Regions from separate parts of the Homo sapiens genome. Here region 1 is linked to region 2. The links are chromatin loops, found by intact Hi-C in ENCODE. Cell type or tissue: chondrocyte. All regions are shown on one strand. Links, peaks and the distances in the headings refer to the core of each region. The heading gives the core; the rest is flanking DNA.

What was found. Hi-C counts contacts between places; a loop is a spot of excess contacts. Peaks named below come from ENCODE experiments on the same cell type or tissue, not always from the same donor. Only the 100,000 strongest peaks of a DNase experiment are listed, where the experiment ranks them.
Region 1: a loop joins it to region 2, with 3 times the contacts of the local background. A loop is called at or near these places in 3 of 110 quality-filtered maps.

The regions. Positions count from the first base shown.
Region 1 is chr14:90,398,660-90,408,840 of GRCh38, reverse strand. CALM1 (calmodulin 1) reads right to left here. Exons shown (of 6, transcript NM_006888.6): 2 at 8,746-8,776; 3 at 7,439-7,582; 4 at 4,873-4,979; 5 at 4,327-4,462; 6 at 573-4,152. The coding sequence ends at 4,124. Among named protein-coding and RNA genes, the nearest start is that of CALM1, 6.7 kb to the right of the region's middle. RefSeq lists enhancers at 3,201-4,400, 10,081-10,181. In chondrocyte, for the core only: a CTCF peak has its summit at 9,138 (motif pointing left); a DNase peak (open chromatin) is centred at 9,149.
Region 2 is chr14:91,171,234-91,182,585 of GRCh38, reverse strand. DGLUCY (D-glutamate cyclase) reads right to left here. Exons shown (of 14, transcript NM_001102368.3): 6 at 9,147-9,297; 7 at 6,530-6,652; 8 at 1,197-1,400. Among named protein-coding and RNA genes, the nearest start is that of SNORA11B, 50 kb to the right of the region's middle. In chondrocyte, for the core only: CTCF peaks have their summits at 4,830 and 5,042; no DNase peak of the experiment used is centred there.

The sequences.
Region 1 (10,181 bases), core at 7,682-10,181, 780 kb after region 2:
TCTGGGCAGAGTGGGAAACACACGAGGCAGCTGGAAAAGGCCTTTCTGGAAGCAAAGGGGGCAGAAGCAGGCAGCCTCTCCTGCTACATCTAAGAACCAGGGTCTGGGCCAGTGTTGACTAAGGGGAAGGCTTCAATGCCAAGGTCCTAAATTGTACTTGCATCCCACCCCACTTTCCTCAGCTGTCCCGCTCTTGACATGAACCAAGGTATCATCTTGGTTGTCATCTAAAATTCCCATCTTATTGAAAAAAATGTATTTCTTTATACAAGTCCTAAAGAGGCTTGGATTGGGGTTAAAAGGAAACTAATCCTTATGGTGTAAATTTTCCGCATAAAAAGCAAGCATGGACAAGTTAATAGGCTAAGAGAATAGGTTAAAATGTCAGCTATTAACACTCAAACTACTTAAAACTAGGGTAAGACGGTTGTGGGATGTGTCTACGGTTATTTCTGGCCCCTCACTCTCACAGTACTAGAGACCCAGTGAAATTACATCTGAGGGCAGGTCTATCTTGTTGAGAGCAAAAGGAATTGAAAGCTATGCAAGCTAGAAACCTACACAGTTCGCAGTTAGAGATGAAAGGCTGCAGAAATGTTTATTGAATACAGTGCCAGGTTTATAAATAAAACGTATTTACAATTTCCATAGAGTTGGTCCCCCATCAGAGAGGTGGTTAAATCTCCAAACAGTTTATCTCAAGATTTACAGAAACGTCCAAGTACATCTCCTTTTCAAATAGCCATGGTGAAGGGCAACTTCAGTAACAAAAGAACTACCACCATCTTTGCTACAGAAGTGTTTAATAAACATCATAATAGATTTGGAGAAAGAACACACACTCCACCCATGCCACTACCTTCTTACTCCAAGGGATACAGACAGCAAAGAATTTCTGTCTCCTACAGGACAACTTCAGGGGATTAAAAAAACAGTAACTGCCAGCTGGAGGGATAGATTAAGACACATTAGTGGAAATCTAGTCACTGCCAAAGGAGAAATATATTTAGGATATACAATAAATAATTCAAATGCTTAAAATAATTGAATGAACGGAAGAGTAGACTTGACCAAATTTACATTCGTTGTTCAGGAAGAGATTCCCAGTATGCTGAGGGGTTCGTGGTAAGCTATTCCTCTGACGAGACACAGCAGCGCTGGGCCTACTGCACAGCCGTTCATTACAATATTGTTACAAGTACAATCAGACATGCATTTATAAAGAGAATATAAAAATATGTACAATAGCTCATTTTCAATGTGTGTAAGTTGCCGAAAGACACCAATGAAAGTGTGCAAAAATTCATTTGTCAAAAAATCAGAAAAAGCCTTCCTTGGCAACAGTGCATCAAAAGCCCATCTGAAATATCGAGATCCATTTGCCTCGCTCAACACCTACCCCAAACAGATGGAGAACAAAACTATGAAAGGGTTTGCCAAGTACTCAGCAGTTTCTTATGGCAAGTCTCAGGCTAAAGCAGGATGCCAGTTCAACTAATCACTTTATATATAAATATATGTATATATTTATAGAGTAGTTAGAAGTAGGGGCAAGAGTTTACAGGAAGGTCCTAACCAACTTCAAGGGCACTGCCAGGACACCCAGCTATTTCCTCTCACAAACTCATGCAGACTAACACCCAACGCCTGGGCTGGTCATCCCCCCAAATACCAGGGCGGAAGGCTACAGTGGATTCTGCCTCACCTCTGCTCAAAACTGGAACTCAGCATTCCCTGGAGGGGGAGGGTGTAGGGTTTCTGGTTCCCAGACAGGATCCTGGCCATACAAGAATCCTGTTTCAAAGGTAGTCTTTTAGGATACGCTGCAGGACCACTAAGAGTCCACCCAGCTTCTAAAGACTTGAGGGTTAGAAGGCTACATTTCGAAAAAACAAGTCAAATATCCCCCTCCAGCCCCCTTTGAAACTACCGAGAGGTCATCGACCACAGGCCTGAGACTGGGTCAGCAATCAGGCTCTTTGACCACCCCCTGCCACAAGAAATATCCAGGACATTAACTTACTCAAACCAGGAACCCTATCTCACCAGAAGAGAAACCCCAAGGTAACCTTAGGCATTCCTTTCAGATTCAGGTAATTACAAAAGCCAACCCTTAGCTCATAGTGTCAACATCTCCTCTACCAACCACCCAGCCCAAGGACCAGTAGCAGAAGCACATGGGCGATGTCTCCCCTCCACTGCTCTGACCCACCCCTCTGGCAGAAAATCTAACAAGCTACAAAATGCCAGAAAGACAGGGAGTAGGAGAAGGAGAAGCCAAGGGTCTCTATAAATCAGCCCTGAATGCACCCATTTGGCTGCCAAGAGCTTCTCACTGCCTTGCTAGCAGCCTGCCACTGTTCCCTGGCAAATTGAAACCACCCACGCAAACACTCAAAACCCCAATCTCCTTGCTAATAAGATACAACCAGTTAACACCGTGAAAAATGCACATCTCCAGCCTTCATTTCAAAAAAGAGCTCTGTACTAAATGCAATATGCTTTTAAAGGGGGTTTTACAGGGACCAATCTCAATGCAAAGACCAGTACCAGATGTCTGAGTTTTGGTTACAGGTTTATAATTAGACACAAAATTCACTCCACACTGGAGTTTTACTTTCAAGCTGGAAGCTAGCATTAGTTCTACTTGGGGGGAAAAAAGCAAAGTCAAGTCAACTTGGGAAAAAAAAAAAAAGGAGGAGGAGGCTAAGTATAATCATAAATTAAAAGTCGCGAATCAAAGGTGACTGGTAGTGTCTTTTAGGCATGAAGAGACTGGCTTACAAAAGTGACTACTGCTTCTACCACACACAGCGAAGATTGAATTACAGACACACTAAATCATGTCTCTTGCAGATGGTCTCAAGTAGTTACATAAGACAGGTAATCAGCAGCACAATTGAGAACAACCCCTAAATACATGCTTGAGAGAAAGTGGGTTTTTTTTTTTCCTTAAGAGCTCTACTGCCTGAATAGATCATTAAAAGTTACCATAATTCACCTTCCCCCCTCCCCCCAGTGAAAATGCAACTAGACCTACATGTCCATAAATAGGATGAAGCAATCGGTATCTGCTTGTTTTCAGGCAAGGTCTTGGGCTCAGAGGTTGGTGCTGGGGCCTTGGGAGGGAAACCCAATGCTGGGCTGTGGGCATTTACATGTACACTGGCCTCCCCTCCACCTGCCTTGTCCCCATTTAGATCTCAGCTTTACAAAGCATTTAACACCACTTTAAGTTAATGGTCTTTTTATTGGAAAAAAAAAAAAAAAGACTAGCATTTACAACTTGGAATGGACGTAAACTGTAATTTCTTTGAACAGCAATGTTGATGGTTGTGCTGAAGTCCACAGCCACAGCCTACTCTGCCGGCTCCAAGTCATGGTTCAGAAGGTTTTAAAAACAGAGAGTCCAAAGATGCTCCCTTGGTAAATGTTTCTTATTAAAAATTTGTGTGAACAGTGACAGCCTGACACCTGTTTCACTCTAGAACAATGCAGACAACGCTAAACCAACATACACGGGCATGCCACCAGGGTGTGTCATCGTCACCATGGGTCGGAGCACACGAAGTACAAGAGGACCATCCTACCAGTGGGGCCACGTCTCAACGGTTTATCCTTCACCCATTTTTCTGCACGTCATCCTGAGGTAAACCAATTTTAAATGTGTTTGTTTTCAGTAAACCAGCTATGACAATTTATACTAAACAAATTGAACTAGAACCCATTTGAATAGGTTTTGAATTTGTTTTTTCATTTTTCATTTTTAATACAAAGGCCTGACTGTGCTCAATCGTCAAGCTGCATGCATGAAAAACTGGCCAGCCCAAACAGTGTATTAATCATTAGCAAATGGAACTTTAAGGAGTCCTTATCATTAAGGTAGTACAAGTATTTATATTGTAAAACTGATGTGTAGCTTGATCTTTAGGGGACAGGACCACCAACCAATACATGCAGATTTTGTGTGTGTGGACAGAAGGTACTTTTGACATTCAGTTTTGCTATATAGAAACAGAATGAATAAATGAACTTTTTTCTTTTTTCTTTTTTTTGCAAGAGGTAAGTAAAAGATTCAATTTGATTCTTCTAGAGGGGGGAAAAAGGAGTTGAAAGTAGGTCTTCATTTTGCAGTCATCATCTGTACGAATTCTGAAAAGACAAATATAATAGTAACTTTTGGTTATCTTTGAAAACAGCTTTAATGAACACAACATCTTTACTGTACATAAAATAAAGTCAAAGGCTGTCTAGTGAAGCAGTTGGCTTGCTTACAGATCTAAAGGTAAGACTATGAAACACTGAGCTCAGAGAATTTAGTTTTACCTTCATAGTTGACTTGTCCGTCTCCATCAATATCTGCTTCTCTGATCATTTCATCTACTTCTTCATCTGTTAGTTTTTCTCCTAAGTTTGTCATGACGTGACGTAGTTCTGCTGCACTGATATAACCATTGCCATCCTGTGAACATTCAGCAATTGTTATTGCTAATGATGTAGTGTGGGGAAGTAGGTCTTTGACTTAGCTATGCCCTCTCAAGTTACTGCTAACTCTGCTGCCATAAACAATTCTCTGATCTCTAGTTCCCACCTCTAACCTACTAAATACATGCAAACAGCTAATGCAGAAAACAGGATTTGCAAAAGCTCACAACAATTCAAAGTAACAGTCAAGAAACATGGTCCAAAATTCCTATTTATTATGCCTACCCTCCCCTGATACGGTTACCATAAGGAGGATTTTTGAAAGTGAGATCAGAGGCTCAGGCAGTTAGATTTAAGTCTTCTGTCTATAACATTATTATAGCTTTTAGAAGTGAAAGCGGAAGAAGCCATACTTAAGTACCATCTGCTATGTAGATGCTGGATTACCTTGTCAAAGACTCGGAATGCCTCACGGATTTCTTCTTCACTATCTGTATCTTTCATTTTTCTAGCCATCATAGTCAAAAATTCGGGGAAGTCAATGGTGCCATTACCTCGAATTAAAAAACAAAAAGCTCATGTAAAGTAAGCACTCCATTAACGCTGCTCTGCAGTAATCATTTCAGAACCACTGTACGGAACGGTAAACATGTACTAGGACAAAGGGGCAGACTATCTTACTAGGTTCAATCATCTGCAGGTCTAAAACGTTCAAACACTTCACAGGGCAATTTCACATAATTTCAAACTCATCATCAGTGCCCAGGATAGTATTTAATTATACAAAGGAAACTGCACATCTGGATTCAAGCCCATGGAAGGGTCATGAAGGGCTGTACAGTTCAAGAGAAAAATAGCATACACCACTCCGCAGGCTGAATCTTTCCACTCCGAGGGAAGAAAGCGCCCCCGACTGCCATCCCTGAGTTAGGGAAATCACTCAGGTCTCACTCTGCCTTGGTTAGTGACAGCAGTAACACAAAAAAGGCCTAGAACTGAGCTGCAGGTTAAGTGTATAAAGTGTTTCAGAGGAGAAAAGATTATGAGAGAGGAACATTGATTCTGTTATGCCATGCATGGGCCATGAAGTCTTACCAAGTCTTCTCCAGGATCATTTCTTGGCCACGCTATGATGGTTAGCCACCTGTTTTCTTCCAACTCAGTATCTTTATTTCCCATTAAGGGAAAAGCTCAGGAGCATTCTCACAGCTCAGACTAGTAACACTTAGGGAACTGTCAGAACAATCTGTTCTACGGCCAGTACTCCAAACAACTCCTCTTTAAAACTAAGAGATGAATACCCCCAAAGACAAGCACTCCAGACTAACAGTGTCATTGAACTAAATGGAAATAAAATTAGAAAGAAAAACCCTTAGGTTAAGTTACTCATTTTCACCAGTACCTTTCAAAGAAAATACCTCAGGGATCCCTTCAAGACTTTTTTAGCCTCAAAAATTTTAAGATATTGTTCATATTCATCAAAAACAAAAGAAATTATTTTAAGCTATCTCACAGCCATGCAGAGAAGGTCAGGTACCATCCTGTTTTCTCAGTGCAAACACAGGATTCTGTAGCCTGGCACAACTTCTCCTTCTTCCACACAATCCAAGAGCCTAACAGACTTCTCCCCTCCCCAGGCACAGATTCCCGGGGCTCCCACAAACAAGAGGAAGTTACTCCACGTTCCTGGGTAGCTGATCATCTTAGCAAACTAGAGAACTATGGACAACCTTTTCTTTCCAAAACACTATTAGTGAAAACCACTCTAACGTGCTGAAGGCTTTGTCAAAGAACCTAATCAAAAGCTCTGCTGCCAAATGTTTGTGACCAGACAAGCGATTTTACTACACCACCCTCGAGTCAATCATCTAGAAAGTAAAATCTAGATCCGAATTGTTTATTCTTAATGCTTCTTTTATTTTTTCTTTTATCCTTTTCTCCTCCCAACTCATCTTTTAAAAATCATGTTCTATACTGTCATACAGTACATTAGAATATATATAGGATTTACCAAAATACGTGGTTTTTTTTTAGGGGTGGGGAAGTGTGCTTCAAAGCCTGCTTACTGATGGAAATCAGCAATCAAAGTTCTGTTGTCCGCTGCTGTAGAGTCGAGAGGAACAGATGACAGACCGCTATCAGGGTTACTGCTGGTTCCCTCTGGCCCTGCACCTTACAGCTTCCCTTTCCGTTAGGTTCTGCAAATCTATCCCCTGGAGTCACCACACATCCGCCTCCAAACCTCACATGCTCCTCTGCAGCAAACACATCTACAGCTCACACTGTACTCACTTTTATGGTAACTTCTAAGAGTGCTCGTCACCTACTTCATCTGGGGGTTCCTCCTCCTCTTTAAACACAGTAAGTTTGTTAAAAAGCACTTTCTATGGCTATTTAATTTCACCTCCCCCCTCAAGACTCAGTGCAGACTCATGGGCCAGTTGATAAAAGCTTTGAGCTCGGCCAGGAGCAGTGGTTCACGCCTGTAATCCCAGCACTTTGGGAGGCCGGGGAGGGCGGATCACGAGGTCAGGAGTTTGAGACCAGCCTGGCCAACATGGTGAAACCCCATCTCTACTAAAGATACAAAACACTAACTGGGCGTGGCGACACACGCCTGTAATTCCAGCTACTCAGAAGGCTGACGCAGGAGAATCGCTGGAACCCAAGAGGCAGAGGTTGCAGTGAGCCGAGATCGCGCCAGTGCCACTCCAGCCTGGGCGACAGGGCGAGACTCCGTCTCCAAAAAAAAAAAAAAAAATAGATTTGAGCTCTAGGTCGCACCAAGCAGGAAGAAAACAATAGTGATCCCATGCAGAAAACATTCTAGACACTAAGCAGGATGGACGCAAGGCCCATCATCTTCTATTTTAATTGTCAATGGCCCTGGGGCAACCACAGAAAGGATCTTTGCACATTTGCTTTGCTCTGGGGACCTGAAAGACAATCCTGTAACATGTCTGAACTTGAATTACACAACAATGGCCCTCATTCATGGTTTTAAAGCTCTTACCATCAGCATCCACTTCATTGATCATATCCTGCAATTCAGCTTCTGTTGGGTTCTGACCCAGTGACCTCATGACAGTTCCAAGTTCCTTTGTTGTGATGGTGCCATCGCCATCTTTATCAAATAGGGAGAAGGCTTCCTTGAATTCTGAAAACAAAAGTTGACCCGTTAGAATCAATGTCTTTATCCAACCCAGTCACAATACACACTTGCCGGGGGCTTGCCAAAGCCAGCCATTCAAGTTGTGCAACGTATCAGAAGTCTGGTCTTTATCTACTGAAATAATGACCACAATAGTCCTGTTGGACTGGCCTTCATACAGCAGCCCATAAAGCAAACACTGCTCCCAATAAACAGTGCCACACACCACAATATTCCCAAAGGTTTCAAGGCGGCTAAGCTGGAACATGCTTAAATTAGTCCTAAATCCAATCTTTTTTTTTTTTTTTAAACAATGGAGTCTCGCTCTGTCACCGAGATTGGAGTGCAGTGGTGCAATCTCAGCTCACTACAACCCCTGCCTCCCAGGTTCAAGGGACTAAATCCAATCTGACAAGATTGGTCCATGTGCCCCCTTCAAATCCCTTCCTGTTACATTTCTAAAGCCATAAGAATCCCTTGTTTCATAACAAATAAAATGGTTACTAGAAATGTACATTCCCAGGTAAACTCTCTCCACATGACTTTTAGAATATTTCAGAAGCATTCCTGGTTTCCTAACGAGAAACAGTCTCAAAACAAGTCCTCCAGGAATATTAAAAAGCTAAAATCTGCCAGACGTGGTGGCACATGCCTGTAGTCCCAGCTACTCAGGAGGCTGAGGCAGGAGGATTGCTTGAGCCCAGGAGTTAGAGACCAGCCTGGGCAACAGAGTTTAACTAATGTAACTTTCTTCCCAATTACTACAGTGGTCCTAACACTCATATTCACCCATTTCCATTTATTTTAGGATAGCGAGCACAAGCTTTCGTGGCAGATTACTGAAAGACCCATGGCATAAGAATTGTAAACTAAACCGCTGAGTAGCAGGCTCAGTACAATTAATCATACGCAAACTTTGCACATTGTGAAACATGGTCAAATTCTCCAGAGTTTAACATGTGGGCATCCTTAGTTTTACTTCCTTTCACCTCATCTATAAAGTACTGGCAAGAATAACATCTGACCTCAGTGTTTCTGCTTACTGTTCTTATTTAAATAAATTCTTAGAAAACTGCCCAGACTGTAGCGGGGAGGAACAGAGGAGTCACCAAAACTGAGTCAGTGCCTAGTTCTGGCCTTCTGGGGACTCCTTGGAGTTGTCAACTTACCAGCAATCTGTTCTTCGGTCAGCTGATCAGCCTATATGAAGAAAGAAAAGGTTATCATTCAGTCCACGACATGTTTGGTTGATTTCAACATAGGTTTTCCAGTTATACTTTTAATATTGTGATCTTTCAAAAATCAATCTTAAAATCCTTTGAAACCTGTAGCACGGTCATTTAATGAAAGTAAATAGAATAAAGAAAACTCCTTATGCTATTTTAACAAAGGATTACAAGGAAGTGACAACATCTGCTCACTTCAAGTTTTCTTTTCTGGGCCCATGGCTTACAGCTTGCTCTGCGATCTAACTAGGCTAAGTTCATCATGTGAAAAATGGCACCTCTAGTGGCAGAAGGCCCCTTGGCACCAGCTGCAGTGGCGGCAGGCTCTAAGACAGAAGAGCGCCACCTACTGCACCATGGACACCGCAGTCCCCCTTTCCACTCAACAAGGGACCCAGCCCACTGCCACTGCCATCACAGCCAGGATAAGGATCTCATCCAGGGGCAGGCTTTCAGCGCACCTTGCGCACTGCTCCAGGCCCTCGAAATCTCCAAACTGGCGTTACATAATGGCATTGGGTTGGATTAACAGGCTTTTATATCCATTTTATGAGAAATAATTAAGTAGAAAAAATAAAGATACAGCAACTGGGTACGCCACCAACTTCATTTCCATGTAACAAATGCTTTCCAATCCTTTAAATTAGGCAGTTATTTGTTAAAAGCCTACCATTACAATGGCTAATGCCCTGGGTCAAACTATCCTATGATTCAGAAGCCAGGAAAAAATGGTACCATCTTACAAATGAAGTGTTACAAAACTGCAAAAATTAAGTACACAGAAAACTACACAATAATTATCAAACTATATATACTCCTCTCTTTTCTGGCAAAGAGTATCTACTAAATTTGCTGGAGAGTATTAACCCTACCTACCTTAAGAATGACATAAGAACTGTTCTTAATAAACACACTTCGTTGGAGGCAGTAATGGCCACGAAGGTAATTCACCTGCATTATTTGGTCTCCACTGAACCTGTGCCTCCAGCCGAGGGAACTCGAGACCTCAAGGAGAGCTAACGTGGATTTCTCTTTTAAAGAAGGATGCCTAAGAAGCCAATTACAAAATAAGTCCTAATAGAAAGCTGATGAAGTTTATACTCTTAAGTGAAAACTTTAACAGTAGGAATGGTGTTCCAATATATTGATTCTGGGTGAAAATTTGTTTTTACAAATTATAAACGGATCTTTCTTTCTACCTCAATCACTAAAAATTGGCTTTCTTTAAATGACGGAGACACGATGATTTACGTAACGCCAAGGCAACATCTGTCTTGTACAACAGGAAGCGCTGCCACACCTCGCAAGAGAAACTGTCACCTTATGGGGAGAACAGTCCCACCTCGCTACAGAACTCTCTTGTTAGAGGGGTTACCAGG
Region 2 (11,352 bases), core at 3,713-6,212:
TGGCTTATGCCTGCAGTCCCAGCACTTTGGGAGGCCGAGGCGGGAAAATCACTTGAGCCCAGGAGTTCAAGACCAACCTGGGCAACATAGTGAGACACCACGCCCCCATCTCTAAATAATAATAATAAACTACATAAATAACTTTTTTTTAATGGTGGCAGTTGCCTACCTAGAAACCATTCTCTCTTTTTTTCTTACTACCTAACCCCATCTGCTTCTGGCTGGCAACATGCCCAGCAAATAAACTCAACGAACTTCCTCACGTTTAGTGTTAAAGTTTAGAACAACAAGAAAAAGCCAAAAACTACTGGACATGGTGGCTTACACCTGCAATCCCAGCACTTCGGGAGGCCGAGATGGGTGGATTACCTGATGTCAGGAGTTCGAGACCAGCCTGGCCAACATGGTGAAACCTCGACTCTACTAAAAATACAAAAATTAGCTGGGTGGGGTGGCACATGCCTATAGTCCTAGCTACTCAGGAGGCTGAGGCAGGAGAATCACTTGAACCCGGGAGATGGAGGTTGCAGTGAATTGAGATTGCACCACCACACTCCAGCCTGGGCAACAGAGTGAGACTCCATCTCAAAAATAAATAAATAAATAAATAAATAAATAAAAAGCCATAAAGAAGAAAGCAAGGCTGGGCATGGTGGCTCACGCTTGTAAACCCAGCACTTTGGGAGGCCAAGGTGGGCGGATCATGAGGTCAGCAGTTTAAGACCAGCCTGGCCAACATGGTGAAATCCTGTCTCTGCTAAAAATACAAAAATTAGCCAGGTGTGGTGGAGCGTGCCTGTAATCCCAGCTACTCAGGAGGCTGAGACAGGAGAATCACTTGAGCCAAGATCACGCCATTGTTCCAGCCTGGGCAATAGAGTAAGACTCTGTCTCAAAAAAAAAAGAAAAAAAAGAAAGAAAAGAAAGAAAACAAAAGAAAGAAAGAGAAAGAAAGAAAGAAAAAGAAAGTAAGCAAAAATCACTCACAATACCACTACCTAGAGACCATCAATGTCAGTATTTTGGTGTATTTAATTCTAGTCTTTTTGAGATTTATATGCAGTATCAACATTTAAAAAATCATCCTGTGGATACATTTTGCATCCCACCTTTTTCACTGAAAAGGTGATTTTCTCCAGGTGCAAATGTGTTGTTTCTTACCTGGGTCTATGCCGAGCAAATGTGTTGTTTCTTACCTGGGTCTATGCCGATCATAGACTCTAGTTCTCTGATCTTCTGAGAAGCAGAGACTGACGCGATGCTGTAGTGCAGAGGATCTTGGGAAATGTGATGGACCTCTGGAATTCTCTCTGGGGTGAGACAACCAGGTGGAGCCTTTGCATCCTTCAGGTCAGTCATAACTGTGCAGCCTGGGATGCTGGCAAAAGCCAGTGGGGTCTCTAAAACACACAGCAGGAGGGTCTGAGCCCAGCCACTTCATCAAGTCCAGCCTACCCTCATCTAGCCCACTGTTGATAGGCAAGATGGCACCTGGCCATCAACTCAGCCTAAGCACTCCCTATACCACCTGCTGGCACCAAGGTCAGAATAAGCTGGTTTATAGCTACATCAAGTTCCATTTAAACAGTTGCCTCTAATCTCTAGGAAAGTAAAGATGAGTTGAATATGGGTTGAAAAGAAGTGAGATACAGCCACAGCTATAGCTAGAGCTCTAGGCGATTCCATCAATTTAACCCATGGATATCAGGAAGTGTTTACTGGATTCTTAAAACTCATGAAGCCATCTTGCTTTGCTTTCCAGCAAATGTTAGGTTTGGAACCCTCTGTGAGCATCATTTCTATTTTTCCTTATGGCATCGTTTCTATTTTTCCTTATGGCACTTACATTTTGCTTTGATTTATGTTAATTTTATTCTTTAAAGACTCTCCTTTGTTAGATTTCAGGCAATGTGAAACACTCTAGCATAGTTATTAAGAACTGGTTTTAGCATTGTGAATATACTGGAATTTGAGATGTGACTTTATTGACTTTATTCTTTTTTTTTTTTTTTTTGAGATGGAGTCTTGTTGTGTCACCCAGGCTGGAGTGCAGTGGTATGATCTTGGCTCACTGCAACCTCTGCCTCCTGGGTTCAAGCGACTCTCCCGCCTCAGCCTCCTGAGTAGCTGGGATTACAGGCACCCGCCACCACGCCTGGCTAATTTTAGTATTTTTAGTAGAGACAGTGTTTTACCATGTTATCCAGGCTGGTCTCAAACTCCTGACCTCAGGTGATCTTCCCCTCTTGACCTCCCAAAGTGCTGGGATTACAGGTGTGAGCCACCACGCCCAGCCCGACTTTATTCTTTAAACCTGTTTCTTTGACTGTAATGATAATGCCTCATATGGCTATTGTCAGAACGAAACTGGAAAACGTACATAAAAGTGTTTAGCAGGCAGGGCGCAGTGGCTCACGGCTGTAATCCCAATACTTTGGGAGGCCAAGGAGGGTGGATCACCTGAGGTCAGGAGTTCAAGACCAGCCTGGGCAACATAGTGAAACCCTGTCTCTATTAAAAATACAAAAATTAGCCCAGCTTGGTGGTGCGCCTGTAATCCCAGCTACTTGGGAGGCTGAGGTGGGAGAATTGCTTGAACCTGGGAGGCAGAGGCTGCAGTGAGCTGAGAACACGTCACTGCACTCCAGCCTAGGCAACAGAGCAAGACCTTATCTCAAAAAAAAAAAAAAAAAAAAAAAGTGTTTAGCATACTCGTGGTTTAAAAATGTAAAAAAAAAAAATAAATTTTTAAGAAAGTGTTCAGCAAAGTGCTTGTTTCAGAGTAAGCCCTCGATGGTTTGCTTAATTGAACAAGCATATATTTTTTTTTTTTTGGAGACGGAACCTTGCTCTGTCGCCCAGGTTGGAGTGCAGTGGTGCGATCTCGGCTCACTGCAACCTCTGCCTCCCGGGTTCAAGAAATTCTCCTGTCTCAGCCTCCTGAGTAGCTGGGATTATAGGCGTGCACCACTACACCCGGCTAATTTTTGTATTTTTAGTAGAGACAGGGTTTTGCCATGTTGGCTAGGCTGGCTCGAACTCCTGACCTCAGGTGATCCTCCTGTCTCAGCCTCCCAGAGTGCTGGGATTACAGGCGTGAGCCACCGCACCCAGCCTCATCTATATATATTTTTAAAGAGATAAGGCCTTGCTCTGTTGCCCAGGCTGGAGTACAGTGGTGCAACACAGCTCACTGCGGCCTCAAACTCCTGGGCTCAAGCAATCCTCCTGCCTCAGCCTACCACAGTGCTGGGATTACAGGCATGAGCCACAGAGCCTGGCCTGAACCACGTAGTATCTTACTCATTCTTAGTTCCTTATGCCTAGCTCATTAAGTGCTTAATACCATACTATTTACCTCTTCTGCCTTCCTCAGTGTCATTACTATCTTTGAGTATTCATCTCTACTCAGTTGTATGCTCCTGGAGAAGAGCGACCATTGCTCATTCATCTCAGGATCCCACAGAGGGCCTTGCGCATAATAGGTGTTCAACAAATGCAGATGTGAATTGAGTAAATAAATCTTGGATTTCACAGAAACAATAAAGTTTCTTTTTTTTTTGAGACAGAGTCTCGCTCTATCACCCAGGCTGGAGTGCAGTGGTGAGATCTCAGCTCGCTGCAACCTCCGCCTCTGGGGTTCAAGCAATTCTCAGCCTCCCAAGTAGCTGGGATTATAGGTGTGTGCCATCACGCCTGGCTAATTTTTGTATTTTTAGTAGAGACAGGGTTTTACCATGTTGGCCAAGATGGTCTTGAACTCCTGACCTCAAGTGATCCGACCACCTCAGCCTCCCAAAGTGCTGGGATTACAGGCGTAAGCCACCACACTTGGCTTAAAGTTTCATATTTAATAGAAAGAGTCAGCCAGCACTTCAAAATAAAAATCTAATAGATACATAACTTTTAGATTTGATGTGTAAGGGGAAAAAGTCTTGAATCTGATGATGAATTTAATTATCGCTTGTCTGTGTTTTGGATGGCACCTAAAACTGGTCACTCCAAAACCAGGTAGATGTCAGAACAGTCAGCTCAGAGCATGACACGGGGTTTTGCCCCCATCAGTTGTGAGGTCTGTTGCACATAATCTATTGCTAATAGAAGTTTAAATATTGAAGTTCAAGGTAGGCATGGTGGCTCACGACTATAATCCCAGCACTTTGGGAGGCTGAGGTGGGAGGATCGCTTGAGCCCAGGAGTTCAAGACCAGCTTGGGCAACATAGTGAGACCCCATCTCCACAAAAATTTAAAAATTAGCTGGACATGATGGTGCATACCTGTAGTCCAGCTACTCCAGAGGCTCAGGTGGGAGGATTGCTTGAGCCTAGGAGGTCAAGGCTACAGTGAGCTGTGATCGTGCCACTGCACTCAGCCTGGGTGACAGAGCGAGACCTTGTCTCAAAAAAAAAAAAAGGGAATTTGAGAATGATTCAAGATTGTCCCTCTCTGATGTCATTTGTTCTCATCTACGATCAATTGTGCTATCGCTGTCAGAACTAAAGGACTGGAACATGCCATGCTGGGGTGCCCACAGCAGTGAGATCTCCTCTGCAGGGCACCTGCCACGACCGATGGTGGGAAAGCGGTGAGGCCACTGGGCTGGGGGACGTTTACTGCACGTGGGTGGGTGTGTCTACACACATGCCCACACACACACTCAGACAAGACCATGAGCGCCCAGAGGACTCCATCCTGTCCCATGGAGCACTGTACTCCTGAGGCCTGGGTGCATGCCTGGCACATAGCAGGTTCTCAACACATGCACTTAAATAAATGAACAAATGGAATCCTGTGGATCTTGGCAGCCACGCCTCATCACCACATTAGGGATGATCTTTCCCTCGCATGAGGCCATTCTGATAGCTGAACTCTCACGAATGCTTTCAAAATAAATTAAAGTAACACTACAGTATGTGCTTACAGCGCAAGTGTGGCTGGCCTGGCCAGAATTTTCCAGTGTCCATGACCATGGTCTGCAATAGCTGTTATTTTTCATGTTTCTGTCACCTTCCTATCTTACTGAGAGCTAGCGAGGGCGCCCTCGTGTGTCTCTTCATTGTAATATCACCTAGGCCTTGGAAAAAATGTACTGCTGCTGGCCTTGTTTATAATCACCTTGCAAATACCACAGGAAATGACTTGTTTAGTTATATTTCTTGGCTTCACCTTTGTTTTCAAGGCCCCATCAATCTCCAAAATGTCTCAAAAAGCCAAGCTAAAGGTTAGTCCTCCTGCTAGAATGGGCTGGGATGCTTCAGCAGATAAAAATATATATTTAATCAAAACGGCTGAAGCAATGGCTCATGCTGTTATCCCTATGACTCAGGAGGCTGGGGCAGGAGAATCACTTGAGCCCAGAACTTTGAGACCAGCCTGGACATTGTAACAAGACCCCATCTCTACAAAAAATTTCTAAAAATTGGTTTGGTATGGCGGCGTATGCCTGTAGTCCCAGCTACCTGGGAAGCTGAGATGGGAGGATCACTTGACCCCAGAGGTTTGAGGCTGCAGTGAGCTATGATGATGCCACTGAACTCAAGCCTTGGCAATAGAGTGAGACTCTGTGAAAGAAAGAAAGAAAGAGAAAGAAAGAAAGACAAGACAAGAAGGAAGGGAGAGAGAGAGAAAGAAGAAAGAAGAAGGGAAGGAAGGAAGGAAATATATTTAATCAAAACATATTTGAGGCTGGACACGGTGGCTCATGCCTGCAATCCAAGCACTTTGGGAGGCTGAGGTGGGAGGATCACTTGAGGCCAGGAGTTCAAGACCAGCGTGGCCAACATGGCAAAACCTCGTCTCTACTAAAAATACAAAAATTAGCCAGGTGTGGTGGCATGCACCTGTAATTCCAGCTACTTGGGAGGCTGAGGCACACCTCCCTCGCTGGAGCCCAGGAGGCGGAGCTTGCAGTGAGCCGAGATCGTGCCACTGCACTCCAGCCTGGGCGACAGAGTGAGACTGTGTCTCAACAAAACCAAAAAACCAACGACAAAAAAATTGAGTTGTAAGACAAAGTGCTCTGGTAAGGAGATCCAGCCCTGGGATTAAAAGAAGGAAACCAGGCCAGGCGCGATGACTCACGCCTGTAATCCCAGCACTGTGGGAGGCAAAGGTGGGCAGACCACGAGGTCAGGAGATTGAGACCATCCTGGCCAACATGGTGAAACCCCGTCTCTACTAAAAATACAAAAATTAGCTGGGCATGGTGGCACATGCCTGTAATCCCAGCTACTCAGGAGGCTGAGACTGAAAAATCGCTTGAACCAGGGAGCTGGAGGTTGCAGTGAACCGAGATTGCACCACAGCACTCTAGCCTGGCAACAGAGTGAGACCCTGTCTCAAAAAAAAATAAATAAATAAAAGAAGGAAACCAGAGAGAGATTCACTGTAGCTGTAGGCCTCTGTTTTGTGTTTTGTTTCATGGCTTTATTTTTAAATCATTGTACTACGAGAATATGCTTTCAAGAACTAGACCCCACTGGGCTCCATCCTAGGGCAGATCGATTGTCCCATTATCCCCCAACGTACCACAGCTGCTGACAGCTCCGAGACTGGTCAGCGGAGAAGGCCAGAACACTGGAACCTCCCCTGGGGGACACACCATGGCATCCCCGTAGGCAGGTTTGGAAAGCTCTTTGATTCCCAACAGTTCTGCAGATGGAAAAGGAAAATGTAATTTCCTCAGCAGGGAGCATCCAATTAGAACTGGTTGAGTAGTTTATGGTTCTTTCTCTAAAACAGAAACTCAAATTGCAGGATTATTGTAAATGGTATTTGAGGAAGAGGTGAAGGAGAATAGGGATTAAGGCTTTGACAACTCAGGCTACTCCATAATTTACAGTCCATGTGGCATGGTGGTTTCAGAAAACAGAATCTCAAACTGTGTGGCGTGATTTCTGGAAGGATCCTTGGGTGCATTGAGCCTAGTACTCTCATTGTGCAGATTGCTACCAAAGCCAGCCTTGGGGGGTTGACCTTGGTCCAGGCTGGGTCACATCTCATGCACCTAACCTCAGCTGCTTGACTACCAGCAGCAACCTAATCCCGAAGACAGCAAAGATGGATGTGCTGGGCCCAATCCATCCCCGCTAATGATAAAACTCCTCAGCAGACACCATCCTGGTGGGTGGCCCTGAATCATCCTCATGTGATGAAGCTAGCAAGTACTGACTGCATTTTCACAAAAGGCTAGGTTCTGTCTAATGTTGTCGGTTATGCAGTTGAGCAAGTTTAGGTATACCAAACTTGGACCCTCAACCAAGGCCCAGTCTCAAACTCTCATCAGGCCTTCTAAGAGGCCTGCACAGCTTCTTGATATTGGCTCTTCATCTTGGATCTGTTCACTCACTCTCAGATTGAGTGAATACGCTGGGGATCAATGGATTTCAGCTCAAATTAACATATGGAACAAAGCCATCTCCTACCCAAATATACCAAAGAATAGCAGCCCAGATTAGACGTTGCTTCGAGCTCAAATCTCCGGACAAAGAGCCCTGCTGCAACCCTTGGCTTCCTCCAACCCCAGATTCATTGGAAGTTCATAGGAGCTTTACATTTATCAAAGATCCCCAGTGGGTGAGCGTGTAGAGAAAAAAACTCTACCTAAATGGTGTGTTTCCTCTGCTCTCACACCGCAGTAACAGTCATCCACACAGAAGACTCCTGTGACCAAATTTGTAGGGGTTTCTCCCCACCATCAAGCAGGAGGCACCAGCTGGGTGCCCTCCAATTCCATTCCACCTGGAGATAGCATCAGAACCCACGGGTTGAGGGCTCAGTCCCCAAGGCCACCCCCCTACAGACACCAGTTGCAAGTCTGGGCCTCCAGAACTTCTGACCAACTGGCTTCCAGTTTGATTAACCCTCTTTGGGTTTGATTATACCCAAACTCTTTGAGTTTGATTAATTTCCTGGAGCAGCTCACAGACCTTGAGGAAACATTTACTTATGTATACCAGTTTATCATAAAAAATATTGCAGACCGGGTGCGGTGGCTCATACCTGTAATCCCAGCACTTTGGGAGGCCAAGACGGGCAGACCACTTGAGGCCAGGCGTTCAAGACCAGCCTGGCCAACATGGCAAAACCCCATCTCTACTAAAAATACAAAAATTAGCTGGGCATGGTGTTGGGCACCTGTAATCCCAGCTACTTGGGAGGCTGAGGCAGGAGAATCGCTTGAACCCAGGAGATGGAGGTTGCAGTGAGCTGAGATTGCAACGCTGCACTCCAGCCTGGGCGACAGAGGGAAACTGTGTCTCAAAAATAAATAAATTAATTAATTTAATTAAATTAAATAAAGGATATTGCAAAGGATACAGATAGAGATGCCCAGGGCAAGGTGTGGGGGAAGGGGTGCGGAGCTTCCATGCCCTCCTTAGGCACCACCCTCTAGGAACCTACATGTGTTCAGCTATGTAGAAGCTCACTGAAGCCTATCCTCTTGGGGTTTTACGGAGGCTTCATTACATGAGCATGATTGATTAAACCATCAGCCGTGGGTAATCAGCTTGACCTTTAGCCCCTCTTTCCTCCCTGGAGGTTGCGGGGAGGGGTGGAGCTGAAAGTCCCAACCCTCTAATCCTACCTTAGTCTTTCTGGTGACCAGCCCCACCCTGAACCTATCAGACAAAATACAGCATTTTGGAGGTTCCAAGAATTTTAGGAGTTATGAGCCAGGAATTGTGGACAAAACCCAATATATATATTCATTATATATATATATATTTTTTCCTATGTATGTATTATTAAGCCTCGGTAAAAACCCAAAAGGATGTGATATATATAAACTTACATCACAGTGAGACTGGCTATTCTGCCAAGGGTGGCACCTTTAAACCTGAGGGGCATCTGTAAGCCCAGCCCTGATACAGCTGCCAGAGCCTTTGAGCCTTGTTCAGGGCCTTTGCCCCTGGAGACCCCTGGTAAAAACAAAGACAAGCCATGGGAGCTTAGGAACGTGGCAAACTCCTGTCTGCTTCTTAGGCCCAACTCCAAGAGAGGCTGTCAGGATCATGGGCAGGAGCGAGAGACACTGACCTGGGTCGCCGATGTGAACAGGGGGATCATGGGCAGGAGCGAGAGACACTGACCTGGGTTGCCCATGTGAACAGGAAGATCATGGGCAGGAGCGAGAGACACTGACCTGGGTCGCCCATGTGAACAGGTTGCCCCTGCTCACCTCCGAGGGAGCAGCAGGCCCGCACCAGCCCTTCCAGCTTGTCCTTGGGAATGGGCCTCATCGTGACCACCAGAGGGCAGCAGAAGCCAGCATGGGTAACACAAGGCACTGTTGTCTGACCAAAAAAAAAAAAAAATCAAGTGAAAATGTTAAAAAATGGAATTAGCACAGATCCAAGCTCTGAGCACCAAGAGTTCAAGGCAGCTAAATGAAGGAGGAGTAGCTGTTATAGAAATTAGCTTCTATTTTTATGTGACATAGAGAGAGGGAGTTTGCTGTTAATTACTGGTTTAAAATAGGGAATCTTAACTTTTTGTGTGCCACGGACCCCTTTGGTAGACTAGTACAGCTGTGGACCCCTGGTCAAAGTAATGCCTTTAACTGCATACAAGAAAATGCACAGGATTCCAAAGGAAACCAATTATCCTGCAAGCACAGTTATCAAATAATAGAAAAATGTGGCCAGACACGATGGCTCACACCTGTAATCCCAGCACTTGGGAGGCCGAGGTGGGCGGATCACGAGGTCAGGAGTTCGAGACCAGCCTGGCCAGCATGGTGAAACCCCATCTCTATTAAAAATACAAAAGTTCGCCGGGCATGGTGGCACGCGCCTCTAGTCCCAGCTACTCGGGAGGCTGAGGCAGGAGAACGGCTTGAACCCAGGAGGCGGAGATTGCAGTGAGCCGAAATCACACCATTGCACTCCGGCCTGGGTGACAGAGCAAGACTCCATCTCAAAGAAAAAAAAAAAAGGAAAAATGTGAGACAATATGCATGCTTCCTCAGTAGCAGCCTAAGAAACAAGATGCCAGTTCTACTATCATTGTAACTTTGAAGTAGTGATCAGCATATAGGATATTTTTGAGACATCAGGAAGAACTCTAACGTGATATGAAGATATCTGTGATTTCTGTTGCCAGCCATGAAGTCACAGGGTCTGCTGATATGACAGCCATTTGCTGCCTACATTCATAATTGAAGGAAATGCTAAATGTGAGTTGAGGTTATGAAAATAAAATTGAGGCTGGGCACAGTGGTTCATGCCTGTAATACCAGCACTTTGGGAGGCCAAGAAGGTTGGATCGCTTGAGCCCAGAAGTTCAAGACCAGCCTGGGCAATACAGCGAAACCCTGTCTCTACCAAAAAAAACCAAAACCATAAATTAGCTGGGTGTGCTGGCACATGCCTATGGTCCCAGCTACTCGGGAGGCTGAGATGGGAGGATCTCTTGAACCCAGGAGGTTGAGGCTGCAGTGAGCTGTGACTGTGCCACTGCACCACTCCAGCCTGGGCAACTGAGCAAGAACTGTCAAAAATAAAAATAAAAATAAAATAAAATAAAGAAGGGAGGGAGGGAAGAAGGGAAAAGAAAAACGTACTTTTTTTCCCATCCAATATCATGGAGCCTCTGAATTTCTCTAGGGACTGCAAGGGCCATGGACCAAAGGTAAACAGCCTCTGGTGAATCACGGGCAGAGGGAGGCAAGGGAGAACATCACAGGAGGAGCTGGTGTTCACTCTGCCTCCTGAATCCACACAAGCAACAAGCCTGTCCCCAGACCCCATGGAGCACGGCCTGGTGCCTCCTGCCTTAACAGATGTTGCCCGGTTTGATCTGTGTGACTTTTATTGGTGTTTCGCTCCCCCACCCCACCTCCTGAATGGTTTCTGGTGCCTGCAATAGAGCTTATGAAAGATTTAGGACATGGCCAGGACTATAATCCACTGTGACAGTCTTGGCCACCACCTAAAGAGCTTGCTATCACCACCCTGGCGGCAGCAGGATGGAACCTCGGTGTGGCTGCCAGCAGTGTCTGCATAATAGCACCCAGGAGAGGGGACATGCTGGAGCCACTGGCAGAGCCAGGCAGCCCTCCCCAAGGCTGAGACACATCCCGTCTGGGGGTGGCCAATGGAATCCCAGATGGCTGTCTGGCCATCTCTCCCTGGAGCCCAGGGGCAGAGGTGTCGATATTAGACTGAAAGCTATTTGATAAGCATCGGGGTCAGTGAAGCCCTGTTGAGCACTTACTGTGGACACTTACTTGCACCTTTGTAGGCAACAAACAGTTGCCATATCAGCAGACCCTGTGACTGCAAAGCATCATTTAATTGTCACATCTCTGTTATTGACATTGTACAGATGGGAGCCAGGGGTTCCAGGTT